Regions from separate parts of the Mus musculus genome. Here region 1 is linked to region 2. The links are chromatin loops, found by intact Hi-C in ENCODE. Cell type or tissue: left cerebral cortex. All regions are shown on one strand.

The links. Hi-C counts contacts between places; a loop is a spot of excess contacts. Peaks named below come from ENCODE experiments on the same cell type or tissue, not always from the same donor. Only the 100,000 strongest peaks of a DNase experiment are listed, where the experiment ranks them.
Region 1: a loop joins it to region 2, with 2.1 times the contacts of the local background. A loop is called at or near these places in 2 of 42 quality-filtered maps.

The regions. Positions count from the first base shown.
Region 1 is chr7:28,176,534-28,181,533 of GRCm38, reverse strand. It overlaps Fbl (fibrillarin), which reads right to left. Exons shown (of 9, transcript NM_007991.3): 6 at 4,259-4,391; 7 at 3,217-3,329; 8 at 2,491-2,636; 9 at 2,265-2,403. The coding sequence ends at 2,379. Dyrk1b (dual-specificity tyrosine-(Y)-phosphorylation regulated kinase 1b) reads right to left here and starts at 1,218. Exons shown (of 11, transcript NM_001271370.1): 1 at 1,108-1,218; 2 at 1-25. The coding sequence starts at 1,186. In left cerebral cortex, no CTCF peak of the experiment used is centred here; DNase peaks (open chromatin) are centred at 599, 1,599 and 2,126; H3K4me3 peaks cover 1,762 bases; H3K27ac peaks cover 1,902 bases.
Region 2 is chr7:28,299,259-28,304,258 of GRCm38, reverse strand. It overlaps Dll3 (delta like canonical Notch ligand 3), which reads left to right and starts at 2,474. Exons shown (of 9, transcript NM_007866.2): 1 at 2,474-2,575; 2 at 2,694-2,975; 3 at 4,035-4,092. The coding sequence starts at 2,513. In left cerebral cortex, CTCF peaks have their summits at 1,917 (motif pointing right) and 4,849; DNase peaks (open chromatin) are centred at 1,899 and 4,853.

The DNA of each region.
Region 1 (5,000 bases), 120 kb after region 2:
CCTCGGCTGCCACCGCCGCTGAGACCTGAGAGCAGGTAGGAAGTGGGAAGACAACATGGAACAAGAAGGCATGTAGGTCAGGGTCAGTCAGAAGAGGTGGGTATGAGTTAGGGGCAGGACCAGGGGGAGACAGGGGACAGGGCAGAGCACCAGCACCAGGTAGCCATGTACAAACAGAAAGGGTAGCAAGTGGGTTAGCACAGCGTGTCTCTCAACAAATGAGGAGCCAAAAAAAATGAATGAAGCATCACATCCAGAGATGTAAAAGGGAGCCATCAGAGCCAGACAGGGGTGGGAGAGGGTGGGTACAAGGCCAGGGCAGGAGGGATAGAAAGAGGCCAGGAATTAGGAGAGCAAAAGAAGGCAGAAACCGTGTAGAGTCTGGGCAGTAGAACTCAGTCCTTCAAAATTTTACTGGTGGCCAGCCTGAGTCCCTCAGATAAGGCCCCGCCCTCACACCGTCTTCCCTCAACACCAAGGGCCCAATTTCAAGCCCAGTCTACCCACTAGTTTCTTTCTATTCTAAAGAACATAGCAGTCCTTATGGACCTCCCAGCAAACCCAAGGTTATCTGAGAACTCCTTTACATGCAAGCTATAGATGTTTCAACCACCTCGGCACTTTCCCCTGGGACCGACTCCATACTCCAAGACCGCTCCCTGCTCCCTATATGAGGTCTCTGGAACCAGAGATCCTTCTTTTAAGCAGTCTATATTTATCCCACTAGGATTCCCCCATTACTCCAAGACCCCTACTCCTCAGGAAAACAAGGGAGAGGTGTCATTTTTCAACATCTAAGAGTCACGGTCTTTTTCTTCTTTACCCTGAGGTCCTTGCTAGCTCCTCTATTTCTACGCTGGGTCATTCCACAATTGAGCCTATTCCTAGAAGGGCCTGACAGCCAAATCCCTAAATATCGCACAAGACTTCACTCACTAAAAGTGTCCTTCGGAACAAAATCCCCTTCTTAGGAGCCTCCCCCTTGTCAGATCCCCTTCTATGCTATGTCTTGCCACTCCAGGTCCCCTTTATTGGGGCTTCACAGATAAACAACCTCTTCCCGAGCCCTCCCACACTAGGACCAGCTCTTACAGCTCCCACCCCTACCCGGGTCAGGGATGGCGCTGGGCCCACGGGGGGCTGGAGCGCGATGGGGACCCCAGTGCGGTGGGCGAGCGGCCAGCATGGCGGCGGTGGTGGTGGCGGCGGCGATGAGGAGGTGGCCGCCTGTCCCCGGCCCGGCTAGCCTAGCCAGCCCCGCGGCGGTGAGGGCAAGCGGGACAGGCGGCCCGGTGGGTGACAACAGCAGCCGCCGCCACTGCCACCGAGGGGGAGGGGCGGGGAAAGGAGGGGACGAGGGTCAGACCAGGGCACGCGGGGGAAGGGGACAGCAGGTGGACGGGGGAGGGGCGGGTTAACCCTCGCCCTACGGCCCAGCCCCGCCCCGCGTGGCCACCCGCCCCCAGGGACCCTGGCGTCCCGCCCCCCACCCGGCAGGCCCGCCCCGGCCAGTGGAGTCCCGGCGGGCGGGGCCCAAGAGAGCCCGGCAGGCCGCACCTCCCATGGCAACAACCGCGCCATTGGTTGTTGCTGCCAAGAGCTTAACCAATTAGCACTCAGGGCAGCTGTTGCTAGGCGACAGCGAAGCGGCCAGCGCAGCCGAGCCCAAACAAAGGGCGGGAGTGGGGCCTGGCTGCCCCCTCCCCGACTCCCTCTCAGGACGGCTCCCTCGGGCTCAGCCTCTTCCAGGAATCCAGCTATGAAGAGCCGGACTCCGCTGCAACGGCCCAAAGCCCCCTCCTTTCCCTTGCTAAATCTCGCGGGGACGGGCAGGGCGGTTCCCGGCCTGCCCCCCACCCAAGCGTGCCGCCCCGCCCGTCGCAGCACCCTTACCTGAGGGCGTGGGTAAGGGGATTCAAACTGCTCGGGGAGCCCGAGCTCAGACCTGCCCACTGGCTGAGGGTGTCCGGTGGACGCGGCGAGCCAGGGCCCCGATTACCCAGTAATGCAACCAGCAAAATGGCGACCACAACAAACCGGCCCCCCTGCCCCGGCTCCGCCCCCACATCATTCACGTGACCTAGCGGAGCACAGTGCGCCTGCGCCTTAAGGGTGCTGAGCCGCGCACGTGCGGAGCAGCCACCAATGGAGCATGCACCATGTGACCGGATGAAACTTTCCAGGCACCACCCCCCGAAGCACACAAAGTTGATCAAGGGCGCATGCGTCTCGAGGCCACTTAGCAATAGGCACCAGACAGGGGAGACAGATGAGTCTTTTAATAGAAAAACAAAACAACTCCCCCGCCCCCAAAAAATCACAAGCCACACGTGCAACAGTAACAACACACATCTCTTCAATCCAGACAGCTCTGAGTTTCAGTTCTTCACCTTGGGAGGTGGCCTGTGAGGAAATCAGAGGGGGTCGAGTTGTAACCACTTTTGGCTTCTCAGGGCCACAGGTAAGGGAGAGGTCTGTTGTGACACTCACCTGTACACACCGACAACCACGGCGTGGTCTCGCTCATAAGGCTCTAGCGTCAGCTGCTCCTGCGGCTTCATGTTCTCCTGCTGCATCTTCTTCACTTCAGATGCAAACACAGCCTCTGCTGACGCAGTGGAGTCAATGCAGTTGGCCTAGAAAGGAGTCAGGACTAAGTTACAGATTTGGAGACCCAGGCTTTCCCAATTTTCTAACTTCATTAAAGAAGTTTTAATTTGGCTCACATTGGAAACAGGTTATTTCATTTATCTAAGGCAGTGTTTAAGGTCAGGAATTTTCTTCCATATCCTGGAAGCCCAGCTGGCAAAAACAGAACAAATGTAGCAATAGCAGCCTGGTCTACAGAGTTGAGTTCCAGGACAGCCAGGGCTATACAGAGAAAACTCTGTCTTGAAAAAACAAAAACAAAACAAAACAAAAAAAAAACCCAAAAACAAGTGTAGCAATAGGTTGGCCAGTTTTGAACATGGTGAGGATGCGCGAGAGTTTTCCCTATTTAAAATTAAAATGTTTTGAAAAATGTACCTGCTGCAGTTAATATTGTACCCCACAATCTGCTCCAAATGCTTAGCAGCTATCAGTCTTTATTTCAGCCATAAGGAGGACTAATAAACAAGTCAGATAGGCTAAGGCGCCATAACCTGCTCAGCCACAGAGACAAAGCACCCACACCACACTCTAGGGTTACTCAACCTTACATGGCAAGACCCATACCTTAATGGAAATCACAAAGTGTCCTCCATTCCGCAGGAAGGTGTGGGCGTTCAGGGCCACAATTCGGGTTTGGTCTGGCTGGGCCACATCGGCAAAGATGACATCCACCATTGCTAAGGAAAAAAGGGACAGCGGTTACTACAAACAAGGCAGCAGAGAGCTCCCCAGAGCCTCCCAACAGGGCCTGTGCTCCTTCACCACCAGGTTCCTGGGACTCTCTTGCCTCCAGTCTTACCCCCCACCACACAGCCTCCCTCCAAAGCACCCCAAAGGTGGATCCAGAACACGAAAGTCACATCACTCATCCACTCCTGTTGTAAACCAATGGTTGCCACCTACTCTGTGGCCAGCCCTGGGCTGGGCGTGGGGGACACAGAGACGAGTCAGACCCGGACCCTGCCCTCGAGATCCTCCCGGGTCTGGGGGGAGACAGACATGTCATCAAAAAGACAAGTAAATGTGAGCAGTTAAAGACGAGTCGTGGGCAGGGCTGTCAGATGACAAGGACCAGAGGTGCACTGAGAAAATGCACAGGAAAAAAACCAAAAACAAAGCCAAACCCCATAAAAAACCAAACCAAACAACCAAAACCCCATAAAAACCAAACCAAACCAAACCAAACAGTGCAATGGAAAGGTAATGCTTTAAGGTAGCGTGACTTAAAACTACAACAAAGAGTGTGATGGAGTGAAAACGCCCTTTAAGGATTTGGAAAAGCAATGACAAGTACCGAGTACCTCTGGGAGAACTCACACCCTCTCTACTTTTATACTAGACCTTAGAGGTGTTTTTAAAAAACAAAGCCATTGGGTTATACTTGCTGTGGTCAGGGCTGGAATCTCATCAGACAATGGCTTTAAAACACAAACCAGGGCAGTGTAAAAAAGGCGCCAAGTGTTAGAGGGGAACAAAACTGATCCTGGACACAATCTCCACCTGCAGGTCCTCACACTGCCGCAGTGAAGAGGCCTGCTCGCCACTCTAACTCCACCTAAGTCAGGCTCCATCAGCATCCTCCCCGGGGCCACTCCCGGGCCCTCACCGATAAGCATGCGGTATTTGTGTGGGTGTCGAGCATCTTCAATTACAGGAATAATGTTAGTCCTCTTCTTGGCCAAGTTGATGAGGTCACGGCCAGAGCGGTGGGAGAACTCAACTGCGTAGACCAGACCATCCTAAAATTAAGCAAACATCTGTGAGCACACACTGGTGCTCCAGCACAGTTGCTAACACCGTGCTTGCGCCCCTCCTGTAGCAGGTTCTCATACCAGCAATCAAAACCCTGCTTTGAAATAACTATCATTATGTCTATAGCCCAGATGAATAAATGGTCCCAGAGACAAGTCATGAGCCACGGTTATTCATAAGCAGCAAAGCTTTAAGATCCCAATTTATCTGACCCACAAGCCCAGGCTCCCAACACAGGTAAAAATCCCGCATCCAGGGTAGTTAGAGACAAAGGAACAGAGCTCATGGCATTTGCAATGGACCAGTACTTGAAATATGGGATCCTATACTGCCACAAAGAACATAAGCTCACTGTAACTCAGTGTTAGCACACCTGCCTAGCCTTTCAAGAAGCCCTAGGCCCAACACCCAATACTGGATGGGGCTAGGGCAAAAAACTACATTTGGGGGACATTGTTTTGTCTGTGTGGAAGCCAGAGGACAGTGTGAAGCGACAATCCTTCAGGAACTCTACCCATCCTTTTTTCTTTTTCCTTGAGACAGGGTTTTTGTGTAGCTCTGGCTGTCCTGAAACTCACTGTGTAGATCAGGCTGTC
Region 2 (5,000 bases):
GCAGATTTTGAGGACTCCCTTCTCTTTTTTCCTTCTTCCAGGACAGGTTTCACTGTATAACTTGCTGCCTGGAATTCTTTCAGTAGACCAGGTTGGACTCCAACTCACAGAGAACTGCCTGCCTCTTCTCCCTTCAGTGCTGGGATTAAAAGAACAACAGTGGACCAAAGCTTGCTGTAGGGATAGGATCCTGGGTGGAATGGGTTGTGGGTGGAGGGAACGTGGTTTTTGGAGTTGGGGTCCCTCAGAGCCCTCTGAGGGAGGGGCCCTCATGTCTGAGATGATCTTGCTATGTAGCTCAAATTGGCTTTGCACTTAATTGGCCCTCCTGCCTCAGCCTCTTGAGTACTGTGGTTATAAACATGTACCCCTACAGTCTTCTAGAATGGATTTGAAATGTGACTTAAGTCTGCTACCTCAGCCCTGTCTCGTGTCACTCCCACTGGAGGAGAGAATTGAACATAGGTGCAGGAGCCCTGAGACAGTGCTCATATGATGAGGCGGGAAGCATTTAACCCCAAATGCCCTGTTCTCCAGGGCTCTCTGTGTGGAGTCGTTTGTGTGTATAGTCATGTCCCCTCCTCACACCCCAAGACAGTAGTGAACAAGGCTGCTAGGAAGCAGTGTCCTACTGTTCCCTCAGGGGAGATGTAAGGCAGGCAGTTGTGGGGGGATAGAGATAAAAAATGGGGGCAGAGAAAAGGGGAACACATAAGACTATAATTCTAGCTATTCGGGAAACAGGCAGGCAGGAGTGTGGAGGGTTTTGGGCTGGCCACTCTGTCTCAGACTAGGCAAGGGCTGGGGTGGTAGCTCAGCCGGAGTGCTAACCTAACAGGCATAAGGAGTGTTCACAGGAAAGAGAACTGAGGAGAGAAGCAGTGGTTTGGGGCCTTAGAGGTGTTTGTTTGTTTTATATTTTTATATGTCTGGGGGCAGAGTAGGCATGGGCATCCGGTAAGAGAAGAGTGGTGGGGGTAGTTCCTGGCCATGTGGATCCACGGGTGAAAACAGGCTTGGCAGAAAGTGCCCTGCCTAAGTCATCTCACCAGCTGGAAGATGCTGTTTTAGACCGGATGGAATGATCTGGAGCGCCTCTTTGGAAGGTGTGTGCCAGCAGAGTCTACAGTGAGAGGAAAAGCTCCTGGGATGGCTGGTCGGGCAGGCATGATCGTCCCAGGGCCTCAGCCTTTGCTGTTCACAATGTGTTTGCTCCAGGATCCTCCTCACACCCCAGGCCTTAGCAGGGGCTCTGTTTCTGTGCGTAACAAAGTCCTAAACAGCTAAGACTTTCAGAAATCCCTTAAAGTCTGCTTTATTTGTGATTCAGAGCTCTGGAAATACCACCTTGCCTCGTGGTGAAGCAAAACCAGGTGTGGTAGGGTTTTGTGGTATTTTCCTGTATTGGTTTTGAGAAAGGCTTTATGTCGTCTAGGCTGGCTTCTTTCTCTTGTTTGTCCTGCTTCTGCACTGCTGGGATTACAGGTCTGCCATGCCCACCCACGCCTCTTTTTCGACTAAACATTTAGTGGGACTATAGCCGTCTCCCCTCTACAAGACAAATGTGGATATAGGAGCAACTTATATTTTCCCTAAAATTACTAGCTCTGAGTATTAACTTAGTATTTACTGGGGGTGGGGAGTGGGTTTCCTCTGTTTCTGCAGCCTTGCTCACCGTCTGACTTCAGCACACTAGCCTGGGCACCTGCACCTAAATTGTTTTACTTGCCTGGATCCTGCGAAATCCCACCTCCTCGCCCCCCGGGGTGGGATGAGCAGCTCCATTCATCTGGGGTGGAGAGTGGGGCCCTGGTGCCCGAAGACTGAAGACTAATTTCCTGTCCGTTTGCCTCTCACACCTTCCTGAGCCCAAATGGGAGGCCCAGCTGCGGCCCAAGGGGGAGGGGCACGGCCGCCCGGCAGATGGCGACATTTACATACAGCTGGGAGGCCCCTCCAAGACCAGGATCCTAGCCTGGCGTCTGGTGGCGATACTGGCTTCGCGGAGGGGGGGCTTTGTTTTAAGAAGGGGAAACACACATGCATACACACGAGAGGTCTTCCACAAACACACAGGGGTCCACACAAAGAACTCAGGATTCTTCCTCACCGCCTCCTCTGTGGGGCTCCGAAACACAACCTCACACACAGCCGGCTGGAGACGCATTCACTGCACTCATGGGTTCATAGGGTCCTCCACAGCGGACAGGAGCTCACATAAGTACATACATGATAGAGAGGAATGCACCTGTATTTCCGTTCTCCCACTTCAGTACGCACAGTATCTTAGAAATTAACCCCTGCCGCTTTCAGATTGGCGCATGCAATCACACTCAGGATGAACCTCACCAAGTCGCCCACATAGAGTTACTGTATCCCTTTCCCTGGGACCCCTCTCGGCCGGTAGCTAAAAGACTGGCCTGAAGGGGCGGAGCGTCCCCTCAAATATAAGACTCCGGCATCCAGCAGCTGCGACTCCTGAGACTATTTCCCCATCCTGTCCCCCAAAGCAATGGTCTCTCTGCAGGTGTCTCCGCTTTCCCAGACGCTGATCCTGGCTTTTCTTCTTCCTCAGGTCAGATACAGAAAGGAAAGGAACAGATGGGGTTGGGCCGAGACCTGGAGGTCTTAGAGACTTTCATGGGGCACACAGATACCTAGGTCCCTTAACCTTGTGGCCCTCTCTGTCCCAGGCACTGCCAGCTGGTGTCTTCGAGCTACAAATTCATTCTTTCGGGCCAGGCCCAGGCCTCGGGACCCCACGCTCCCCCTGCAACGCCCGAGGCCCTTGCCGCCTCTTCTTCAGGGTCTGCCTGAAGCCCGGAGTCTCCCAGGAGGCCACCGAGTCCCTGTGCGCCCTGGGCGCAGCACTGAGCACGAGCGTCCCGGTCTATACGGAGCACCCCGGAGAGTCAGCGGCTGCCCTGCCGCTGCCTGATGGCCTCGTACGTGTGCCCTTCCGCGATGCTTGGCCGGTGAGTCCAACCTCCACCTCTTTCTGTCCCCCCCCAGCTCCCGACACCATCCCGTGCCCCAGAGCCTTTACTACCCCCTCCTCTCCGAAACCCACATTCCCAGACCCCCTCCGCTATTCTCTTCAGGGATGTCTTAAAACTGGGCTTCTCATCTTTTTGTGGTTGTGTGTGTGTGTGTGTGTGTGTGTGTGTGTGTGTGTGTGTGTGTGTGTGTTATACTCACGAATACGCTTTACAGCGATATGTGGACAATTTCAGTTCTGCCCTTTATTTACCATGTGGGACCCAGGGGGTTGGACTAAGGTTTTCAGTAAGTGTTTTTTACCCAGTGAATCCTCTTCTCATCCTGTTTTGTTGTTATTGTTTGTATTTTGTTTTGTATTTTTAGAGACAAGCCTGGCTGTCTCTGAGTTCACTATGTAGCTAAATCTGGTCGTGAGTTCCTGATCCTCCTGTCTTCACTCACTCCCATCTCCCAAGTGCTGGAGTTATGGGGTGCAATAGCAAGTCGAGTTGGGGTCTTTGTCTTTATTCTAGATCTCTTCTTTGGACCTGGGGCTCCTCTCAAGCACTTTCTTGAGGTCACCTAATCTCTCATGTTTCCAGCCTTAGTTCTTTTGGTTGGGACATCAGGTCACTTACTGAATCCTGGTCCCCATCCCTGTACCCTGCACATCTCAAAAAGAATCAGGGCCCGTATTTGAAATGTAGACATTGTTGGGAACTTTTTCCATATTTTATTTCCTCACCTGTAGATGGGAACACCTTAGTATGTCCTTTTGGACAGGGTCTTGCTAGATACCCCAAACTAACCTCATATTTGAAACCCTCCTATCTCAGCCTCCTGAGCGCTGGGATTACAGGTATGTGCAAACACACTTGGCACAATGGCGTATCCAGAATGAGACCAAAATGCTCCTGGCTCCCGGGGCAGCTCCTTCTGGGAATGCTCCGTAGCTCAGTCCCAGAGCTGGCTTCCAGACTCCGTGCTGTGTTCTGGAGGTCAGTGAGCTTCCCTGACCACCGGCTTCCTCTCTTCGTTCTTCTCTGTCCAACCAGGGCACCTTCTCCCTCGTCATTGAAACCTGGAGAGAGCAGCTGGGAGAGCATGCTGGAGGTGGGTGTCTCACGGGTAGGAAGGGGCAGTGTTGAGTTCAGGACTGATAATGGGCTGCCTCTAAAGTGGAGCATTCCTGCTGGGCTTGTGATGTCATCATAGCTCCTAGGATGTGGTGCTGGGCTAGTGGTTTTGGATCTGTGGGCAATCTGGGTATAAATATAATTCAAAATTCCTAATGGTAGCAATGTAAAGACCATGTCCTGAGAGAGGTTGAGCATCTCTGACCCCAAAATGAGACAAAGGGCTCCAAAATCCATTTATTGTATCTTATCTGTTGTAATAGAGAAGAACTCCCCATATGCTATGCAAGACTCCATCATTGAGCCTTGCTCCTAGTCCCTAGTAGATTCCTGGGACACTCTACTTCTGAGCCATCTCCTTGGCCTTGATTTTGTATTTGAAACAATGTCTCATGTAGCCCAAACTGTCTTCAAAATGCCCATTATAGGAATTATCCCCACTATGCTGCACCTAAAATTTAAGTCTTTTTCTTGAAACAGGGTGTCACATAATGTAGACAGGCCTTGAACTTGCTGTGTAGCCCAGGCTGTCCTTGAATTCACAGTTCTCCTGCCTCCGCCTCCCAAGTGCTGGCGTTGTGAGCATGAACCACCATTTTGAGGTTGGTTGTCTCTTTTTAGCTTTCTGGATAAGGCTCCTCCATTGGTACTAGGCCATCCATCTGGCTTAACTCTGCCCTTTGTGAGGCTTTTGCTGGGATTAGACATGAGTGGAGCCACTACGCATAAGACCTTGAGGGGGCGCTATGACTTCACTTTTGGAGATCCTGTCCGTAGCTATTGATGGCACAAGATGTTAGAAGTCTCCTATTTTAATATTCTAACAAATACAGGAGTTATCTTAGGAGTTAGTGTTATTTTAACACTAGATATGCCATGCAGGTC